Linked DNA regions of Homo sapiens: region 2 is linked to region 1. The links are chromatin loops, found by intact Hi-C in ENCODE. Cell type or tissue: gastrocnemius medialis. All regions are shown on one strand. Each heading gives the region's core, and the rest is flanking DNA. Links, peaks and the distances in the headings are about the cores only.

Region 1 (2,909 bases), core at 142-2,641:
CCTCTGTTTACATAGCAACATCAGCTGTCTGCCCTGGCAGCTGCCAGCACCGGTGCTTTCCATCAGGGGAAGCAAGGAATGTGAGGGAGGAGCGGACTGGCCTGGAATGAAGGTGACAGGTGTGAATGAAGCTTCCCTTTCCCTGTGTCCGTCCAGCTGAGGCCATGCTCTGCCTCTGCGGCCTACCCAGACCGGCCGTGAATCCTAAATCGGGGCCTGGTCTGACCTGATTCTGGCCAGACTCCACAAGAAGGGTGGCCCTGGGGTCTTTGCTTAAACTTGTAAATGCTGGGCCAAGAGCACCCCTGGTTTAATCTCTTCCACATTCTTAACATCCGGGATTAAGAGTCTAACGTTTACAGTGGCACTTTTCCCACACTTCCCTTCCTGGACTCCCGAGCCTGCAGGCTGTACCGCCAGTCTGGCCTTTGTGTTTCTGTGTGAGGGTGAGCACCTGCCGGCACACGTACCCAGACATGGCCCTCAGTCAGAGGTGCGGAAGAGAGACTGGGTGGTTGAGGGAACCCTGTGAACTTCCTCTCCTCGTCCTGTTTCTTTTCTTAAACCTCATCTCTCCCAGATACACCCCTATGCATGTTCAGCCTTGGGATGTGGTCATGTCTCCACTCCATCACTTTCTGGTTCTGAGGCTTCTTGTGGCTGCACAGATGGCACCATCTGGTCAGGCCGAGCTCCTCCTCTGCACTGAGGCTGCCTCAGAGTGTGAAGGACTTGGTGTGCAGCTGTCAAAGTTGAGATAGCAGTGGCAGAGAGTAGTAGGATTTTTGACAGAATAACTTCTCTGTGGAACCACCACCCTGTTCTCCCTAGCCTACCTCCTGCTTTGAGCACCCTCCGTCCAGCTGGCTCCGGGAATGCAGACCTGTCATTGGGGTTAAGTGTAGCCTTGGGGCCAGGCCATCAAGCTTTCACCCTAGTTCACTCTGAGTCCATTTACGTCACAACAGGTGAGGCTGGGACTGTCTGTGCATGTGGATATCCTTTCTCCTGCAAAGTGAGTCAAAGTAAAGTTTTCTACTCTTTTTCCCCTAAAACAAAATGTTGCCGGAGAACCTTGAAAAAAGAAAATTCTTTCATTTCTTTGCCTTGTTTGGAGGAGGATGGCAGGGAGGTGGGGTTGGAGAAATATATTAGTCTAAAATAATAACCCTGGATCCGATGAGAGGTTCTGGGCAAGTGCAGACCCGGCTGAATCATCATCCTAGTGCTCGTGTTTCTTAAAAATAAACCCCCTTGCAATATTCTAATTAGAGCTGGGGGAGCACTTGGAAGAGTCCTCTCTATACACAATAGCTCACCCAGCTCTGGCCCTGAGATGAGCTGGCAAGGACTGAATGACATTTCTGGCTGGGCCCCACAGGCAGGTGGCATGCTGTGATAACCTACTTCTGCCCTATGCCAGCCAAGGAGATTGCAGCCACGGTTGCTGTAAAAGAAAAGGATTTCATCTTCTGGGCAGTTCACCAGGAATCTCAGTTTAGCTCATTTTCTGTCAGTATTAGCCCTTTTCTTCTCCTGGGTTCTGGGTACTTAGTGGAAGGTGGCAGGGGTGGGGATACAGAAGAAGAAGATGACCTAGTCCCTTTCCTTTGGAAGCACTCAAGCTGTTGATGCATTCAGCTTAATGAGTAGGCAGGTTCCCCACATGGCTTTCAGGGGTAAAGCAAACCCACTCCAATACGGAAAATAAATGTTCTTCCTGCTTGTTAATTCTGAAAATGTTGTCATGGTAACTTGAATTCCTGGCTTAGGACTTTGTCTCTAAAATAAAATATCCCATGATAAAGGTAACAGATGATTCACTATCATCCATTTACATGTTAGTGAGAATTTGATTGATAAGTACGTATTCCACAGTGGGATTCATAGATGAATTTCCCTGGTCCCTCCTTTCAAATTGTTCACAGTCTCTGAGGCAGGTGTAATGATTATGAATTGGCAGGATTCTGGAACAGATGTTGTCTTAGTCCATTTTGTGTCGCTGTAACAGAATACCTGAGACTGAGTCCTTTATAATGAACAGGAAATGTATTGGCCCATGGTTCTGGATGCTGAGAAACCCAAGATCAAGTGGCTGACATCTGGTGAGAGCCTTCTTGTTGCACTGTCCCATGACAGAGGGCAAAGAGAGGGAGAGAGGAAAGAAAGAGAGCAAGCACAAGTGTGCAAAGGGGCCAAAGTCATCCTTTTATAAGAACCCACTTTTGAGAAAATACTAATCTATTCATGAGGGTGATGCCCCCGGATCCACACACCTCCCACTAAGCCCTGCCTCCCAACCCCACTGCACCGAGGATCGAGTTTCCAAACCCATGAACTTTTGGGGACACATTTAAGCCATAGCAAATGTACCAAAGAAAATGCCAGAGCATACAGAGCAAGTAGTGGATTGTGATGGTAGGGAGTCAGAAAATACTTCCTGAGGTTAGTGACATTTGGGATTGCCTTCTAAGGATGTGGAGATGTTGGGGAGAGCATTCTAGACAGGAGACAGCATAAGCCAAGGTGCAGAGGCAGGAGTGGCCATGGTGTCCTTCTCAGATGCTTGGAAAGATGCTTTGAGGTGGCAGAGGAAGGGTGAAGTTTGCATTGTGGTTCAGGGTGTGGGCTCTAGATTCTGGGGACCAACTCTGGCTCCAACACTTGCTAACTGCATGACTTTGCTTTGAGCAAATTCCCTACCTTTCAGTACCTCCATTATCTCCTCTATAAAATGGACAGTACCAGTATCAACCCCGTGGGTTATGGTGAGGATTAATTAATCCACGGAAACCTCTTAGAATGATGCCTGGCACATCGTTAAGTGTCTAATAAATAAAAGCTATTTATAATGGTGATTTCCTGGTACCTGGAAGGCATGGGAAAACTGGTGCAAGTGCGAGGGAAAA
Region 2 (2,909 bases), core at 268-2,767, 58 kb before region 1:
ACTATGGGAAGCCGGGGCAGGTGGATCACCTAAGGTCAGGAGTTTGAGACCAGCCTGGTGAAACCCCATCTCTACTAAAAATACAAAAATTAGCTGGGCATGGTGGTGGGTGCCTGTAATTCCAGCTATGTGGGAGGCTGAGGCAGGAGAATTGCTTGAATCCAGGAGGCAGAGGTTGCAGTGAGCTGAGATCACACCACTTTATTCCAGTCTGGGCGACATGAGTGAAACTCCGTCTCAAAAAAAGAAAAAAAAAAACTTAATGAATGTCAGGGCTGATGGAGACCTTTAGATACCATCTAGCTCTGCAAGTCTCAGACTTGATCATGTACAGTATTCCAGCTGTGGACCCCACTCCTAAAGATTCTGATAGAAACTGTCTAGGTTGCAGCCTAAGCATGGGGATTTTTAGCAGCTCCCAGGTGATGCTAATGTGCGGCCAAGCTTTAGAAGAAGGGATGTCTTTCAGTCCCCTCCTTTTATGGACCCAACTTCAGAGAGGGGAGGGGCATGCCCAGGATTCTCCATGGGTTATTGACAGGGCTGACCCCAAATCCAGTGAGTGCTGCTCTCTACCCAAAAGGCATCTCCATTATCTGTTCAGAAAATGCATTTTAGGGTCTCCTGGCTCTTTCAGTAGAAAGTTCTTCCTTAAGTCACATCCTTCAAGCTTTTCCTTGATCTGCCCAGAGTAGATTTAGTTTGAATCCAGCAGAAAGTGCAGCTTCACTGAGGTCCTCCCCTCTGCTCAGTTCTGTCCTCCCTTTAAAATCCTGTGCATAGCTGGGGGCGGTGGCTCAAGCCTGTAATCCCAGCACTTTGGGAGGCCAAGGTGGGTGGATCATGAGGTCAAGAGACCGAGACCATCCTGGCCAACATGGTGAAACCCCGTCTCTACTAAAAATACAAAAATTAGCTGGGCGTGGTGGCACGTGTCTGTAGTCCCAGCTACTCGGGAGGCTGAGGCAGGAGAATCGCTTGAACCCAGGAGGCAGAGGTTGCAGTGAGTCAAGATCGTGCAACTGCACTCCAGCTTGGTGAGAGAGCGAGACTCCATCTGAAAAATAAAATAAAATCCTGTGCATTGATGTATTCCGTTTCTTGGAGAAGTCTCCGATGATGCACCTCCTTGGATGCCTCCCTCTGCTCTACCTCTTTGTCCCTTGCCACTTTGTTTCTGGCCTTCCTTCCTCCACCTGGCCTCTAGCCCGTTCATTCTTCTTTGGGCTAGTCCTCCCCAGATCATCACTGCCCCACTGAGCTGCTCCCCAGCAAGACCTGGAAATAAGTGAATTTTTGACTCCTCATTTTTCACTCCTTCATCCTTGTGACTTCCCTCCAGCTCTGCAAAGGGAGGGCTGGCCCCAGAGGATCCGGCTCTGTCTCCCTCACAGCTGGCAAACAGCTAACTTGAGTCATGGCCTTGGAACACAAATAATCTGTTCTCATTTATTTAAAAAATAAAACAAACCATCAGCAGCCAAAACAACACACTGATAAAGGCTTTGGTGAAAGATGATCCAGAGTAGATAAACTGTTCCTTAATCAGCAGTGTGGTAAATAAAACCCCTCTTGGGGAGCCTTGCTGAGGGTATTTTGGGCAGCCTGGAGAGTTTTTAACCCTCATTAGCCCCAACTAAAAATGGAGCCACTGGAATTTCTGCACGCAGCTGTTAAGCAGTGAGTAGGACTTTGAGTGTGTTATTACAAACACTCTTACTGATTATGCCTCCCAATCCCTCAGGAGCAGAGGAGGAGGCTGTTTTGTGCCTATCTTCCAGGGCTGAGATCACTGCTGCTCTCACGGTTTCCTGACAATTTCTTCACCTCCCAGCCATTCCCTTGGGCTGAGTAGAACATCCCCTGCTGCCTTTTAGAACTTTGCCAATCATGGCTGGGCATGGTGGCTCACGGCTGTACTCCCAGCACTTTGGGAGGCCGAGGCAGGCGGATCACCTGAGGTCAGGGGTTCAAGACCAGTCTGGCCAACATGGTGAAACCCCATGTCTATTAAAAATGCAAAAATCAGCTGGGCGTGGTGGGGGGCACCTGTAATCTCAGCTACTTGGAAGGCTGAGGCAGGAGAATCACCTGAACCTGGGAGGCGGAGGCTGCAGAGAGCCGAGATCACACCAGTGCACTCCAGCCTGGGCAGCAGAGTGAGCCTCCATGAAAGAAAGAAAGAAAGGAAATGAAAGAAAGAAAGAAAGAAAGGAAATGAAAGAAAGAAAGAAAGAAAGAAAGAAAGAAAGAAAGAAAGAAAGAGAAAGAAAGGAAGGGAGAAAGAGAGAGACAGAAAGAAAGAGAAAGAAAGAAAGAGAAAGAAAGAGAGAAAGAGAGAGAAAGAGAAAGAAAGAGAAAGAAAAGGAAGGAAGGAAGGAGGAAGGAAAGAAGGAAGGAAGGAGGAAGGAAGGAAGGAAGGAAGGACGATACTGAAAGCAGAGAATGATGGCTGAGGGAAGAGGCAGGAAGAGAAAGGTGTATAGAAAAATAATCTAGCCCAGAAAGGACAAAGTGGCCACTGCACACTGAGATGTCCCATAGATGTGTCTTCATTGGCTTGTACACTGTTTTGTGATGGAATTTCTTGCTAACAGTTGAAAAACCTAAATACTTCCTAAAAAGATCCAGATGTCTTGAAAAAGTGTAGCTCTGAGAACATGAGGCACTTGGCCAGCGATTGGTTGACGCTGACTAGAGGCTGCATCTCTTTTTTTTTTTTTTTTTTTTTTTTTTTTTTGAGACAGGGTCTCACTCTGTCACCCAGGCTGGAGTGCAGTGGCATGATCTCGGCTCACTACAACCTCCACTTCCCAGGCTCAAGTGATTCTCGTGTCTCAGCCTCCTGAGTAGCTGGGACTACAGGTGTGCGCCACCATGCCCAGCCTAATTTTTTATATTTTTAGTAG

What was found. Peaks named below come from ENCODE experiments on the same cell type or tissue, not always from the same donor. Only the 100,000 strongest peaks of a DNase experiment are listed, where the experiment ranks them.
Region 2: it touches region 1 in a loop (2.2-fold over the local background); 11 of 110 quality-filtered maps call a loop at or near these places.

What each region holds. Positions count from the first base shown.
Region 1 is chr1:212,981,254-212,984,162 of GRCh38, forward strand. All of the region lies in intron 7 of VASH2 (vasohibin 2), which reads left to right. Among named protein-coding and RNA genes, the nearest start is that of VASH2, 32 kb to the left of the region's middle. RefSeq lists enhancers at 259-478, 589-738. In gastrocnemius medialis, for the core only: no CTCF peak of the experiment used is centred there; DNase peaks (open chromatin) are centred at 928 and 1,348; H3K27ac peaks cover 376 bases.
Region 2 is chr1:212,923,504-212,926,412 of GRCh38, forward strand. No RefSeq gene overlaps it. Among named protein-coding and RNA genes, the nearest start is that of VASH2, 26 kb to the right of the region's middle. In gastrocnemius medialis, for the core only: no CTCF peak of the experiment used is centred there; a DNase peak (open chromatin) is centred at 1,371; H3K27ac peaks cover 695 bases.